Regions from separate parts of the Mus musculus genome. Here region 1 is linked to region 2. The links are chromatin loops, found by intact Hi-C in ENCODE. Cell type or tissue: heart. All regions are shown on one strand. Region 1 overlaps Lhfp (lipoma HMGIC fusion partner). Region 2 overlaps Lhfp (lipoma HMGIC fusion partner).

Evidence for each region. Hi-C counts contacts between places; a loop is a spot of excess contacts. Peaks named below come from ENCODE experiments on the same cell type or tissue, not always from the same donor. Only the 100,000 strongest peaks of a DNase experiment are listed, where the experiment ranks them.
Region 1: a loop joins it to region 2, with 2.1 times the contacts of the local background. A loop is called at or near these places in 2 of 42 quality-filtered maps.

Annotation. Positions count from the first base shown.
Region 1 is chr3:53,097,789-53,105,788 of GRCm38, forward strand. The region is part of intron 2 of Lhfp (lipoma HMGIC fusion partner); the gene reads left to right. C130075A20Rik (a long non-coding RNA gene) reads left to right here. Exons shown (of 2, transcript XR_003954475.1): 2 at 1-7,861. Among named protein-coding and RNA genes, the nearest start is that of C130075A20Rik, 9.8 kb to the left of the region's middle. In heart, no CTCF peak of the experiment used is centred here; no DNase peak of the experiment used is centred here; H3K4me3 peaks cover 310 bases; H3K27ac peaks cover 1,949 bases.
Region 2 is chr3:53,244,211-53,252,210 of GRCm38, forward strand. The region is part of intron 3 of Lhfp (lipoma HMGIC fusion partner); the gene reads left to right. Among named protein-coding and RNA genes, the nearest start is that of Gm40048, 150 kb to the right of the region's middle. In heart, a CTCF peak has its summit at 3,101 (motif pointing left); DNase peaks (open chromatin) are centred at 1,521 and 1,781.

The DNA.
Region 1 (8,000 bases), 150 kb before region 2:
TGACTAGTCACATCAACTGTCATCTGAAGAGGAAATTGAGTCTGGATGAGGAAGTCCTGAGTCAGGATGGAACTTTGGGGTCTCTGAAACTGACAGAAGGGAGAGCTGTCTGCCTTTGTGTTTGAATGGAAGTGTTATCAGTAGTATTTTGGCTTGGGGTAGCTGTTTTACTTTTCAGTGATAAGGAACTACCTCTAAGAAGCTGGCTTTGTAGGTAGCTTCTGACGGAGAAACCTAGCTTATACTTTTGAGTTCCTATGGGGTTAATCATTTATCTTATCCCTTGGCCCTAAGGTATATAGGAATGGTGTTAGGACAATGGCATAATTACACACAGTGAAGCACTTTTGCCTGTGTTATATTGGAAAATAAGTGACTGTTACCAGGGTAGAACTCAAAGTTATGCATCTTTTAGAGCCACCATGCTCAGCTCTATCATGGGCAGTGAAATGAATAAAGCTGCATGCATTGTAATAAAATGTGCAGGAGCAGCATAGAAAGCCAGTCTGAACTCCAGACCCAGCTTCCTCTTAACTGCTGACATTATAATATGCTTACTTCTGCATTGTTCTTAGTGTATGCAAACAGAGTTTTCATTTACGCAAAACTTGGCCAGTGTAGACAGCATAAAGAGAGCATAATGAATGAGCTCCGTGGGATTATTTAAGTCGTTTAAAGCTTCTCCTATATTTAGGCCCTGTCTTTCCAAGCAGCCTCGTTGCTTAATATCTGGTTTATTGATTCATTTTCACACTGATATCAGACAAGATGTGACTTACCTTTACAGTTTTACAGACATACCTGTTTTCTTCTTCTTCTTCTTCTTCTTCTTCTTCTTCTTCTTCTTCTTCTTCTTCTTCTTCTTCTTCTTCTTCTTCTTCTCCTTCTCCTCCTCCTCCTCCTCCTCCTCCTCCTCCTCCTCCTCCTCCTCCTCCTCCTCCTCCTCCTCTTCTTCTTCTTCTTCTTCTTCTTCTTCTTCTTCTTCTTCTTCTTCTTCTTCTTCTTCTTCTCCTTTTTTTGTTTTTTGTTGTTTTTGGTTTTTGGTTTTTGGGTTTTTTTTTTTTTTTTTCGAGACAGGGTTTCTCTGTATAACCCTGGCTGTCCTGGAACTCACTTTGTAGACCAGGTTGGCCTCAAACTCAGAAATCCGCCTGCCTCTGCTTCCCAAGTGCTGAAATTAAAGGCGTGCACCACCACGACCTAGCTTTCTTTTTTTTTTAATTAATTTTTTTTTTTACTTACTCATTTTATATCCTACTCCCAGGTATAAAATGAATAAGTAAAAAAATTGTGGAGGGGGCTCCCTCCTGGTCACCCCCTTCCACAATCCTTCCTCCATTCCTCTTCCTCTTCTCCTGGGAGCGGGTGGGGCCCCCCTGGGTGTCCGCTGACCCCGGCACTTCAAGTCTCTGAGAGACTAGGCACTTCCTTTCCCCATTGAGGCCAGACAAGGCAGCCCAGTTAGAAGAACACCTCCCATGTACAGGCAATAGCTTCTGGGATAGAGCCCAGCCCAGTTGTTTGGAACCCACGTGAAGACCAAGCTGCACATCAGCCAAATATGTGCAGGGAGCCCTAGGTTCAGCCTGTGTATGTTCTTTGGTTGGTGGTTCAGTCTCTGAGAGCCGCAAGGGTCCAGGTTAGTTGATTCTGTTGGTCTTCCTGAGGAGTTCCTATCCCCTTCAGGACCAGTAATCCTTCCTCCTGTTTTTCCGTAATGTCCCCAAGCTCCATCCACTGTTGGGCTGTGGGTGTCTGCATGCATCTGAGTCAGCTGCTGGGTGGAGCCTCTCAGAGGACAGCATGCTCCTGTCTGCAAGCATTAACAGAGCATCCTCAATAGTGTTAGGGGTTGGTGCCTGCCTATGGGATGGATTTCAAGTTGAGGACACACCTGTCTTCAATCCTAAGTCACAGGTGGAGTTTCTGAATATCTGAATTTTAAAATTCCCTATCTCCAGTTAGTTAGTATCAAAAAGCCGAGAGGCCGTCACAAGAGGATGTGAACACATAACAAGTTCCGGGACATGTACTGCCAGTCCTGAGATTTCCCGTGGGTTGGTCCAATGTGAGCTGTCAAAAAAGGTAGAAAATATGAAGCCAATGAAATAGAAAATATAAATATTATATTAGACTCTTTCACCATTCAAAAATATTCCTACAAGGGCCATTTCAACTAAAATGCTTCTATAATACATTCAGAACACGTGTTGGCTCACCATCTAGATTGCTGAAAGATATTGGCAAACTATTTTTCAAAGAGGTATCTTGGGTCTTGTGTTGTTTACCAGAAGACAACTTGTATAAGGCCCAAAATACCCACATTTCAATACTTCAGTATCTTGGAAAAGTGCTAAGTACCTATCTTCACTACTAACTGGGAAATTTCAGTTCTTTTGAAGTCAACAAACATACAATGAGGATTTACTGAATGATAGAAAAACATGGAGGGCTTTGAACAGTATGACCCTAAAGCATTTAAACTTCACTCTGAATGTTGGATAAGCCATTGAAGGCGGGATGGATGCTGGTAGATTTCCCCCTTTAGGAAGATTGCCTGCAGGGAATAGATGCGTAGGAAGAAAGGAAGGGTGCCACGGAGTCTAGAAGTCCAGCCAATAGACTGTTCCAGCATTTGGAGCTGGAGAGAATGAGACAGACTTGGCAATGCAGGAGGTCAATATGGAGGAGGCTGCAAATGTGGATATGGTGAACACATAGTTTACTTTCCCTGGCTAGATGGTTCACATCAAAATAGAACACTTTAATAAGGACCCCTGAACCATCTATTAGCCCAAACTGAAAGTGCCCTAGACAACATGTATCAGAGGGGAATGGAATGTAAGGGTGAAACGTCTGACGGTAGATACTCGGTAGTAGATGATCCCAATCAAAGATGATGTCCAGAGGACTTGAGGTTATCTTAGATTTGGGATCTAAAACATGGAGACAATGTAACTATTTTTAAAACCGAGGTGGGGGAAGTATGAGTTACATCTGACCCCCTGACACACTAACCTACCTAGAGCATGAGTATATAACAAGTGTTATTTTCACTTATTCTCTTTGTTTTTCATTGTTTCTTTTCCAATCAGCAAATTGCATTTTAAATAGACCTGGGTAGGCAGGAACTAATGATATAATTTAGAAGTGTAAATATTCTCATTACCCCCCTACCGTCCGCAGCATTTGTCTTTGGAGCTTTCCGGAGCAGTTGGCAAGCCCTTCCCTTTAGCACCATGGTAGGGTTCCTTTAAATCCGTTTCCAGAAAATCTATTGTCTGGGGAATCACATAGGGAGATGAGAAGTTTTAAAAACCTGGTCTTCTAAAACTCCAGGCGTAGTCTGATTTCCAATATAAAAACAAAAGTTGCCATTCTGTGGGGTGTTTAAAGTAATACGAGGCTGGTATAAGAGGCTCAGTGTGTTGGGCTGGACAGCAGTATTGTTATGGCTCCCTCCTGTGCAGGCACTTTGGATGTTTGCTTTGTGTTGAGACGATTGTCTCTGGGATTGTAAATTACTTAGGCAGCCTCATCACAGTCAATTAAATTCAACATCCAATTTTCATCAAGGTTTTCCTTTTATCTAATTCTACTGTGCAGCGGATTGAGGCTTGTGGAGGTCAAGTACCTTGGCTAAGGTCATCTGGCATGTTAATGTCTTAGCTTAGGTAAGTTTAGACCCTGTTGATTCCATGATTCATTCACCTGTCTGCTAATTAGCACCTCTCCATCCTTGTTGCTTAGCTTGTGAACTGCCTGTTTTAAGAGTTCTCAACACCCAGTGGGATTTATGGGAAATCTGTAAGCTCATGAATTATCTTTTATCTGGAAAATAAGAAAATAGAAATCAATTATGATAATATCTGGTGTGCAGGAAGGGGGTCTCTAGGGATTTGATAACCCCTGCCAGCAAAATCAACACTGGGCTACTTGGGTCCTTGACTATAGTTGAATGATAATCCATATACTATGTGGTATTCAAGGCTGGCATGGTGGAAGGTGGGAAGGCCTGCAAGTGAATTACTTCATTCCAGGGGCATGAAGTTTTCCAGGGCACAAATATTCTGCATTCATTTCCTAGAGCCTGCTGGAAGTGTGGCGTAGCTGTTCTGTTGATGTCGGGGGAGGGAATTGTCTACAAAGACACAAATATGAAGCTTACAGGAATCCAGCTGAGACATGATTCCAGAAGGGTTAGACAACTGGATCCTGTAGTTAATTAACCCTCTTCGACTTCATCCTTCTAGAATTTGCTAAGACGCAAAACACACAGAGAGTTTCTTGGTTGTAATTTAATCGACGAAACTAAGTTACATACCATGAACGTAATGGTGGGTACACTGTAATTATATAACTTTTGAGGAATGAAATCATCTAAAAGCTTGGGCGCAAGCTATGTTTTTATTTTTTGCCCACCCCTGGGAAACTGTTTCCTGTCTTGGTTTTCCCTTTGGTGAATAACACTTTGCTTTTTTATTTCTAAGGCACTCTTTCTTCTCCTCTGTCATCACTGCTCACCCATCACCCTGGCTGGGAAGATGCTGGCAGTGTTAATGCAGTGAGCCAGTTAATCACCTAGCTCAGCAGAGATGCAGGGCTGCTTCGTGGGCTGGCCCTAAAGACATGATTTAAAACAATGCCTTAAAAAGATTATCAAACAAAGGGGAGCATTTAGTGAGCTGTTAAGCGGACGAGAAATCCCCAGGAAGGAGAAAGGGACAGCCTTTATCTTGCCAGAAGGGCAAATGGTAAAGGTGAAGTGTCAACTGAGACACATTTATGTCAGTTTGAGTGACTAAAGGCCAATTTGGCACCCCGTGTGTTTGGATCATAAGCTGTAAAATGCATGACCTTGTTTCCTGCTGCTGATTTATGGCTCTGTACACTTTGGGCTTTTTCTTTTCATTCCTGGAAGAAGAAAAAGAAAAAAACCTCAATCCTCAGAAGAAAAATAGCAAACTTGAAGCAGTTGCTGAAGTTTGTAGGCACATCGTTCCTTGAGGGCAACGCTGGCATAGCTGAGGGAACAGAAGCAACGGAGACCATACCTCGTCAGAAATACCACTGAGTGTGAAATAGAATGAGATTCTTCTCCAGGTCAAGTGGGCAGAGCTGTCTGAGGTGCAGTCGCTCCACTTAGAGGGGATTCTGGTCTCATCAGGATCAAAGGAGGCCCAGATGTGCAGCGAGGGCACAGCCGGTTCTGAAGGAGCATGCAGGTTCTAGGAGGTCGCTATTTATCGATTTGATCTTATTCCTGTAAATGCCTCAAAAGCTCAAGTGCTCCTGCCGGCTCTTTGAGCTTCGTTTCTACTGTGTGACATTACACTACAAGAGCGGTTCCTGATCTTGTTATTTTCCTCGAGATTTTGGAGGGTTGGAATTTAAAAAAAAAAAAAAAAGTTTACATCAATCAACATGTCCTTGGCTTGTCTTCAGCTTTGGGAAAATACTTTTCCCTTCCCGTGCAAGCTCAGAAATACATTTACATTTTAATTCTGCAGTTTGCTGCCCCTGCCATGGCCCCGCTTTTTGAGTGCTCTTGAGGGTGGCAGGTGCCTTTTCTTTCTTTCCCATCCCAGGGCACCCAGTTAACCTTCACTGAATAATGATGAGCCCTATAGGCAGGATGTGGGGCTGACATTTCTTTGCTAAATCTTATTTTTACACGTAGCCTAATGTTCTTCTTGAGATCACTGCAGTCTTCCTTTGTAATTAAGTGAGAATAGTAACTTGCTTTTCAGGGAAGATGCACACACGGTACCCTGGGGGCCACGTGGATATGAGAGTATCATCCGCTCAGCAGCGTAGAACTAGAGTCCAAGAAAATGGACTCCAAGGCCTTGGCCTTCTGACCTGCAGGTACAGGGAAGGGTTAGGACCTTCTTTCTGTGCTTTCAGAAATAGCTTTAGTAGTTAGACCTCTGCCATTTGTGGCTTTGCCTCTCCACCCTTCTGGCTTGTTCCTAGCCAGGGAACTAAGAAAAGATTGCAAAAAGCTAGACAGAGTCTGAAAGGGGCTGCAAAACCATCTACTCAGTTCACATATGAAGGGAAGAACACTGGTACATCAATATGAATATTCTAAATTATCCCCACCTGAGCCAGGACCGGGATGAGAGTCTTCTGAAACCTGTCTCCAACTTCTTTTTACCCGTTCACTCAGTTTTTAATGAGATGGATACAGTCAAGGTTAATTGTTGGATTGCAGATATCTGGCTGTAAGGTCTGACTTCAAGGTGGGCTTCATCTTTATTTTTAAAACTATCTTTATAAGATGGCAAAGCAGATGGCTGCTCCCGAATACTCCTAGGTCTAAGTGCTCCCTCCATGCACCTTGCAGTTTTGCTTGGAGAATCTGGCTTCTAGCATTCATCATAATTAGCGTGGAGACACAAGTGGTCTACACTGCTTTTCCTTTCTCTTCCCTTTTCTTTTGCATACACAGAGTCACAGCTGAAGTCTGGCTCGCCTAGAGCTAGCTCATTGTGTATCATAGGCCAGAGACTCCCAAGCTTCCTGCCCCTGCTTCAGCCTCCCCAACTTGCACTTAATTCTCCTTATTCCCCATTAACTTCTTTTACTAAACACTTGAGAGCATACCACGCATGTGCAAGCACACATGCACCGCCCTACACTCACACACTCACACTCAAAATATTCTATCTTTGTATCGCAAGGACATTATATTGAGAAAGAAATTCAGAGAAGAAGATCATGGGAAGATACAGGATTAAAATACAAGCCAGAAGCTAGAATGAGAACAGAAGGTATAGACATGGGGCATCAGTGACAATAACTGATAAAAACTGATGCTTAGAACAAAAGTCCGTGGGACGCTGTAAGAAACGAGTTATGATTTATGTGTAAATCATCCCCCAAAAGGTTCATCTGTTGGAAGCATGGTCTCCAGTTAGCAGACCCAATCATTGAGAAGCACTTGATTATGTGGGCACTAGCTCCACAGTGACAATCTAATGAGTTCACACCGAATGGGCTACTAGAGGTAAGGTCCTGGCTGGAGGGGACAGAGCACTTGAGGTGCCTTTGATGGATGTACCTTGTTCTGATTCCTTCCTCTCTGGCTATTTGCTTCCTGCCCACCGTGAGCTCGGCAGACTCTTTCTCTTCCATCACGTTTTCTAATAAGAATTCCAGCTTCATCACAGACCCATAGCGGTGAAGCCAGCCATAGAACTATGAACCAAATGTCCATTTTCCTAAGGTATTTGTCATAGCAACAGAACACCTGACTAAGGCCAAGGACAGTGTTGATTTTAGACAGCCTACAGCTCTGTGTGCCTGTGTAGGTATATATGGAAGCTAGAGGTCCACTCTGGGTGCTGCCCCCGAGGAGTTTACTTTTTGACACAGGGTCTCATACTGGCCTGGGGCTTGCTAAGGAAGCTAGTCTGGAGGACGGCAAATCATCAGACCCTGTCTGTTTCTACCTCCCTGGCTTTGGAACTAAAGGTGTGTACCACCATGCCTGGCTTTTCAAAGTAGGTTCTGGAATTTAAACATGTATTTTCATGCTTGCAAGGCAAATATTGTATCAGTTGATCTGCATCCCGAACAACTCTTTTAACAAATGGCTATTAAAGTATTTGTTGTTAAACACTTTTAGATACTCCCCAAGAGTGGTAACTGGGGGCGGGGGAGGGATGAGCAGTCTCCATCAGCAGATGTTGAGGGAGTTCTCACAAATGCTGGGATCATTTGGCATTGAGACTTGACATAGGTGATCCTGGCATAGGTGGTGGCCAGTACGAGAGGAATGAACAGGGCAGACTGTAGCCAAGACCTCTAGGACGCTGACTGACATCCCACCCAGCATGGGCTGGGGACAGTCCATAGTATGAAGCCGGCAGGGAGAGCCTGGATTCCTATCTTCTCTCCCGCCAGATTCCAGACATGCCCGGCCCTCTTTAGAACAGAACGGTAATCTAAAGATAAGAATATTTTCCAAAACAAGTGTGCAGAGCAAAATATTA
Region 2 (8,000 bases):
GTGTATGTACAGTGGAATTCGGTCTGAGGCTTGCTTTTATTTATATCTTGGAAATAAGGTCTTCGAAAAAGAGTGGCTAACCATTCACCATCTGTCAGATTTTACAATGAGTGTTGGAATTTACCATAAATAATTACAAGATTGGGCTGGAGAGATGGCTTAGTGGTTAAGAGCACTGACTGCTCTTCCAAAGGTCCTGAGTTCAAATCCCAGCAACCACATGGTGGCTCATAACCATCCATAATTAGATCCAATGCCCTCTTCTGTGTGTCAGAAGACAGCTACAGTGTACTTACATATAATAAATAAATGAATGTTTAAAAAAAAGGATCACAAAATTGGGCTTAACTGGATTTGGTTTAATTATATTCCCTTGATTTGCCTTCCAAGCATGGTGAGACTGTAGAGGGAAAATCTCTTAGCTCGGGGCAGATAGCCAGCATCAAAGTCCTGCCTGGAGCCACTGGGTTCCCAATAGTTCATTGCCTATGGAGAGTGAGCAGACGCCACTCAGTGTTCGGTGGAAATGTGACACAGACAGGGTGGGAGACTTGGCGCCATCACAGTTGAATGCTGTCTCTCTTCAGACAGGGTTGTGACAAAACTTCTGTGGGTCTCACCAAGCAACAGCACTGGGAGACAGACTTGGGGTTTTGGGAGACATTCTTTCTTTGGGTCCACCCAGAAATCCAAGAGCAGGTTTTTCCAGGAAGACTCTGCCTTTATCAAAGCATCCCAGACAAAAACTAAAGGATGATCTTCATGGTCTTTGAGACATGAACTAAACTAAAGGAAGCCTTGTTGGTTATTTTAGCCATTCCCATCTGGAGATCAGCTTCTGTGTTCATTCACGGTGTGAGCCCAAAGGCCACCTCTGTTCACTCAACCAATGACACACAAACAGATATCTCTAGTAAGGCTTTTAGGTTGCTTCAGTGTTAAGGGGCAAAGATCATAGCGCATGTGATGGCAGATACCCAGCTGGCCAATGACAAAGGGGAAACTGCATTTAGTAAGAATGGTACAAGGAGGTATGTTAACAGGTGTGTCTAATGTGTCCCATAGAGCATCATGGGAGTCATTCTACACATCCTAGCTTCACTGTATTTTTAAGCGGGTGTTTGGGGTTCTTGGCATGTGTACCAGAGAATGTTGGGTGGGTCAGGCATCTTTAACTTCCCTCTGGTGATTATGGGGGTCTTACTGGTTTGCTGGGATGGAGGGAGGTAGAACCTCTATTCAGTGTAAAGTGCAGAGGAATTACTTCTGGATCAACCTGACACCAAAGAAAAACAAATAAGTGCACTGTAAAGAGGTTACCTGGGGAGTCTGAGGTGTTTCATGAATGGTGTAGCTTTGTTCTATGCAGCCACAGCTACAGCATTGCCTGGTCACCCACTTCCTAGACCCACTGAGTACCCTTCCTAACTAGGATCCCCAGCTCGGTCCTTCCCTGCCAATAGATTTCTATCCCCTCCCTGAGGCCATGTGTACGTAGGGAAGGATTGCACACAGCTGGTTTGGAGGAGTGACTCACTCTGGTAACAGTGAGATGAGCCGCCTCAAGGAGGCAATGCAGACACTCAAGACACCCAGCTGTGCTGATATGTGGAACCTGGCACAGCTAAATTCATGAAAACCTGGGCATTTGGCCCAGGAGACAGTCATGTATGACAAGAAGATAACGTAGAACAAAAAGAGCAGGAGGTCTAGGGTCTTGACTGTCCATATTGCCTCCCTGAAGAGGCTCATCACACTGTTACCAGAGGATGAGTCATTCCTCCAAACCAGCTGTGTGCAACCCTTCCCTACATGCACAGGGCCTCAGGGAGAGGATAGAAATCTATTGGCTGCGAAGAACCGAGCTCTGCAGCTGTCAGTTCAACAAACACAACTCTTCGCATCAAAGGGAGTGAGAATTTATTCTAGAGCCAAATTTGAGTGACCAAGGCCTAGAAAATACGCAGCGAGGTCATCTCAGGTTCCTATATTTCCACACGGAAGCAGTTTCATAAAGTTATTTTTAAAAAATAATAGCTGCATACCACAGAATTGTTATAAGGCAATTTTAAAATACAGCAATGGATACATCAGAAAGGAGGCTAAAGCGAGATGGAGGAAGCCCTGCTATAGACCTCAGGTGCTATCTGACATCACTGGTAGCTTTTGAGTTGGTGGAAGTTAGTTATCTGCTAAGTTAATAGATTCTAGAAAGGTGAATCTATGGATATTAGTTCCAACACAGAGGTAGGCAAGGAACGGCTTCTCAAGGGGCTAAAGCTAGCCCAAGATAAGGTAGCCAGCTTCTGGTCCTGCCACATTCCACACCGTTCCACACCACTGCAGCGCTGATTAGTCAATCCGTCTTTGCAGAAAGAGCTTTTTGCCAGGAATTTTCATTCCCTCAGCTAAGGAGGTGTTATCATCTCCAGTGGGGCTTTTTTAAGCCCTCCCACACTCCTGCCTATAACCCCCATCATAGCTAATTGCTTGGTAAATAAGCCTAATAAGCAATTTACATTGACATGAAGTACATGCAGCCATCTTTAGCATTCAATGGCAATGATTCCAGGACCCTTGCAGACACTAATCTCAGAGAATGTTCACATTCCTTATTGAAATTGGTGTAGCATCCTCATGTAGCCTCCCTACAGTTTCCTGTGCATTTAATTTCCTCTCCAGTTGACTTACAATACCTGCTCCAATGTAATAACCCTGCTAGTACGCTATGAGGGGATAAGGGCAGAAACAGTGTACACACATGTTCACTGCAGATACCACATTGCAGGTAAGGAGTACCTTGATTTTCAGTTAAATCAAATCTATGTTTCAAAAATCCGTAGATACCAAGGTCAGACACGATGTCCAGATGACCTAGTTTGATGATGAAAGATGGTGGTGGTTTATTTATAGCCCCACCCCCAACTTATACTTATTTGCTTTGAGCATGTGAAATTACTTTAAAGAATGAAGGCATTCATTCTTTAAAGGGCTGACAAGAAGTGTCAGTGGATAAGAACACCTAAGGTTCTTTCACAGGGCCCAGGTTCAGTCCTCAGCTCGGAGTTCTATGAGATCCAATGCCCCCTTCTGGCCTCTGTTGGCATTGCATGTGGTGCACATATGTACTCCCACACACAAAAAATTAAAATAAATACTTTTTTAATGAAGTCCAATGTTGTGGTTCTGTTTAATGCTCCTTCTGACACATGCACGTGTGTGTGCATGTGCACACACATATACACACACATACAGAGGCTCATATGTTGGGACACGCATTCTTAGAAGGCATGCTGTTTTGAGAGGTTAAGTGACCTTCTGGCTAGCTAGCATGGGGTAGGTTGCTGAAGGCAACCTTTGAAGGTACAGCCCTATACACTAGTTCTAGTTTGACTCTCTTGCCTTCCTGTTCTGTCCCCCTTGAGCGCCTTTGCCTTAGGCTCACTATGACAAAGAACTGCTCAGCCACACCTTCTCCATCCAATGGACTAAAAGCCCCAGAAACCGGGAGCCCAAAGGAATCCACCCTTCCTTAGATTGCCTCTTCAGAAGGTTTGTCCTAGGCAAGAAGTAGTAGCTGATACAGCACGTAGTCACGGTTGCATATACTGTGTAGGTGAATAGTCAAGTTTAAGTGTTTCTCTGCAATTAGCAGAGACACTAGCTTGCTTTAGTGTGGGAATCGGGATGTTATATATCATAAACAAAGCCAGCCGCCGAGTGTAGTGACATGCTGAGGAGAGCACTTTTGAGAGACCTGGGAAAGTCACCAGTGTCCTGGATACCTATCCTCGTGATTAAAACACAAAAAGTGGCCTAGATACAGGGCTAGCAAGCTATGGGCCACATCTGCTCTCTACACTTCTGTAAATTACATTTTATGGGCAGGCAGCAATGCTCACTGACATACTTGGTATCAGTGGTTGCCTTTGAACTAAAATTTTTTACTGTCTGACTCTTTACAAAATAAGATTGTCAGACTTGACCTGTGCCTTCCTTTTCAAGAATGCCTTTAGTGCTGAAGTCTGTGGCTCTGTGATATGCTCACTTCGTGGCAGAAATGAGAGGAAAAAGGCAAAGGTCTCAGAAATAGAGGAAGGGTGCTCTGGTTCTGGGCAGGTTTGGAATTTAAAGGAGGCTCTGTTGTGTTCAGACTTAATCCCGTCACAGCGTCCACCCTCATCCCTGCTGCCTTCCTGTTTTGCCTGAAGCATTTGCCACCACTGCCTGGGGACCATTTTAGTTACATATAAAAGCCCTATAGTCATTCTGTGTGGGGCTCATGGGTTCCTTGTCTTTCAACTATATCAGCTCGGAAAAAATGCCTTTCATTCTCTGGAAAGCAATGTTTCCCACGTGGAGTATAAATCGACTTCATTTTGCCAGACTAGAGGCATTTGGTGAGGAAAATGGGCCACGTGTACCCCCAGGTGCTGCCCAGGCACACTTGGTGGCTTCTCCCAGGGGGCTGGATTAGACCGTGTTCCCTCCTACCTGGGTACGGAGAGCCTGCACACGGGTCTAATTGACCTGTCACTTCACAATGAGATTACAGGAATAAAGCTAAGATGTCTTCTTTGTCTCAGGTGATTTAATTTGTCAGCTGTCAGCTCAGTTGGATGTAGTTAGCTGTGAGTCCCTTAGACAGGATGCATGTCAGAGTGCTTGGACCACGGAGCTGCCCGTGGCTACTCCCCTACACTGCCACACGTGCCAGTGGAATGTAAGGGAAGATCAATAATTTTGATTCAGAAATTTTTAGAATTAAAAAAAGATCTGTGGAGTATAGCTGTTGCTAAATTTGTACAATACTTGGGTAACAGGCACACATCCCTGAATTTGACACACACCCCCACTTCAGATAAGGAGTGGTCATTATGTCAGTTTTTCATTTTGCATGTATCCATGTTTATTTACATGTTGTGTGTGCACACACGTGCATGTATGTGCATGTATGTGAGTGTGTGTGCATGTGTGTGCATATGTGTGTGCATATGTGTGTGCATATGTGTGTGTTGTACATTCAGTGTGAGCTGGGCAGTGAGTTGCAGTGAGCTGCCTGTCTATACTCCCGCTCTCTGACCCCAAGCCTGGCGTTATAAATACAAATGCTATGCTCAGCTTTCCCTGTGTCCTGGGGGGTGGAGTTCAGTCTGGTGTGTGTGTGTGTGTGTGTGTGGCAGCACTTTAGTGATGGACCTGTCCCCCAGCTGTCCCCCAGTCATGTTGCTTATCAATTTCTTTCTCCATAGACTCGAAAGCATGAACCTTGCCCTCATTTGAGGATATATGTGTATATGCATCTATAGCTCATATATGTGTATATGCATCTGTAGTGCATATATGTGTATATGCATCTATAGCTCATTTTCTTATTGAGATTTGCTCCTGAAAATATTCTATAAACAGTGCACATATCCTTTCCATCCTTTGTCTCAACACGTTTGCAAGAAAAGCAGGGCAGGGAACTGACCGTGATGCTGTGTGAGGGATTTAGAGAGAACGACCTGTCTTCCTGTGGTATTTAAGTACATAGATTTTTTTTTCTTGTTCCATTGATCCTTTGCTTCTTTTTACCTTTGTTCCTTGTACAACAAAAGAGAATAAGGTGAGACATGCCTGCTTCTTCTCCACCCAAACTTTATATTTGCATATCAGTATGCTAACTGTCAAAATGTCTCAGTGAAAGATAATGTGCTTTGAAGTCAGACATCTTATAAAGTCCCGACTCAGGACCAGACACGCTGGATGGCCAGCAGTGACCCTGTGAGGAAAGAGAAAGGGGCAAGGACACTGTGGAGCTCACATTCCCACGGGGAGCACAAGAAGGCGCAGCAAGGACAGAGAGATGGGGTGGGGGTGGGGTTATAGCAGTGCGTCAGTCAAGTTTTCATTAGGAAAGCAAATACCCAAAGCAGCTAACTTTATACCAAAAAAAGAAAAAAAGGGAGGAGGAGGAGGAAAAAAGATCAAGACTGGATGACCCTGCTGGTTTGGAGAGAGTGTAAACAATGCAGAATAATCACATTTTAAACTCGAACAAGAGACCAGGCCATTCTGTTTCTTCTAGGGCCTCCAGTAACATAAAGGCTTCCCATAATAACCTATGTTGCCAAGGCTCCACCACCCATTCCTGATGCCCACACTGTCACTCTCATTAACAGTAACCCACAGGGGACACAAACTAAAGCAAATGGTGCCTAAACCATACCAGATGCCAGGTAGTCCAGAGACATGGGTGACCTGACTGTGGGCCCTGCATTGTCTCTCAAGGGAGGAGCTAGTACAATCTGGGGCTCCAGTTGTACAGCTGAGTATCCATAGCAGGTGGCAACCCCAGGGTGGAATTGGGACACTCCTCATGACCTTTGTCGTATATATGATCATCATCAGGGTGGCTAAAGGCGGCAAGTTTGGAGCATGTCAAATGCTAGGTTTTCAAGCAAGGACTATCTGATTTCCACAAGCTCAGTTTACGTTAGACCTGGCCTGCTGTTGTAGAATGAGCATCGCACAGCATTGCCATCTTAAACAGAGTTGCAGCTGATTCCAGATAAAGACCCCCAGCAAGTCAGGGTCATCCCAAGAGTCCTTCATAGGAGGAGGGATGGGCAGGGCCACTTGACCCTTGTACTGGCTAGTTTTGTGTCAACTTGACACAGCTGGGGTTATCACAGAGAAAGGAGCTTCAGTTGAGGAAATGCCTCCATGAGATCCAACTCTAAGGCATTTTCTCAATTAGTGATCAAGGGGGAAAGGCCCCTTGTGGGTGGGACCATCTCTGGGCTGGTAGTCTTGGTTCTATAAGAGAGCAGACTGAGCAAGCCAGGGGAGGCAAGCCAGTAAAGAACATCCCTCCATGGCCTCTGCATCAGCTCCTGCTTTCTAACCTGCTTGAGTTCCAGTCCTGCATCCTTTGGTGATCAACAGCAGTATGGAAATGTAAGCCGAATAAACCCTTTCCTCCCCAACTTGCTTTTTGGTCATGGTGTTTGTGCAGGAATAGAAACCCTGACTAAGACAACCCTCCTCGGAGATTCTTGCCTCCTGTACCCATGTGCCCTCCTGCTGTATGTAATTCTGCTCCAGCTGTAGTGGCCATTAATGTGGGAGTGCAGCTTCCATTACTAAGGGGAGAAAAGCGACTTTATTCTGGAGCTGACTATGAGAGACCGTGACCTAGAAACAAGGACTTGGGTTAATGCAGATACCATACGCCAAGCAGGCAATATTTTCATGAAACTATTAATTACAGGGGGAAAAAAGAGAAAGTTATAAGTCAAGGCACTTTTCAAATACTTGATGGGCACATAGGTAAGCTGGTTACAGCAGAATAGGACAGTCTCTGCCACAGGCTTCAAATACTATCTGACCACATTCTAAGCTTTTGGGTTAGTGGAAGCTAGTGGTCTGTTAATCTAATGTTTCACTCGATTGTCACAAGGTCAGACACAGAGGTCAACACAGTGAATGATGGAGCTATGGGTAGCTCAAGATAATGTTCTTGCAACACTTCTACCCTCCCAACCCTCCACAAGTGTGAAGCACAAACCAGTCAATCTACTTTGTGGAATCTTTGACATAGCTGTGACTTCTGAGTTCTTCTATTCTTGAGTTCATGTGGTGGTCTCAGGAGATAGAAGATTAACTGAAGGGGAAGGGGGTGCTGTTGGCTTCCAAACAATTCTGCTAGGCTCCCCCCAACAGCTACCTAGCAACAGCTTGCATCTCTGTCAGCAGGTAGAGCCAGGAGTCAGGTATATAAAAAGACTACTTCTTAGTCTGTCTGTCTGTCTGTCTATCTATCTATCTATCTATCTATCTATCTATCTATCATCTATCTATCTATCTATCTATCTATCTATCTATCTATCTCTCCAGGCACCCTTCCCTTCCCCCATCAATACATTTTCTTTATATTAGGTCTGCCACATGACTTGATTGCTTAGGGGGATTCTTGGGCATGGACCTACAAAGATGCTCCCTCCCACTGCACTGTA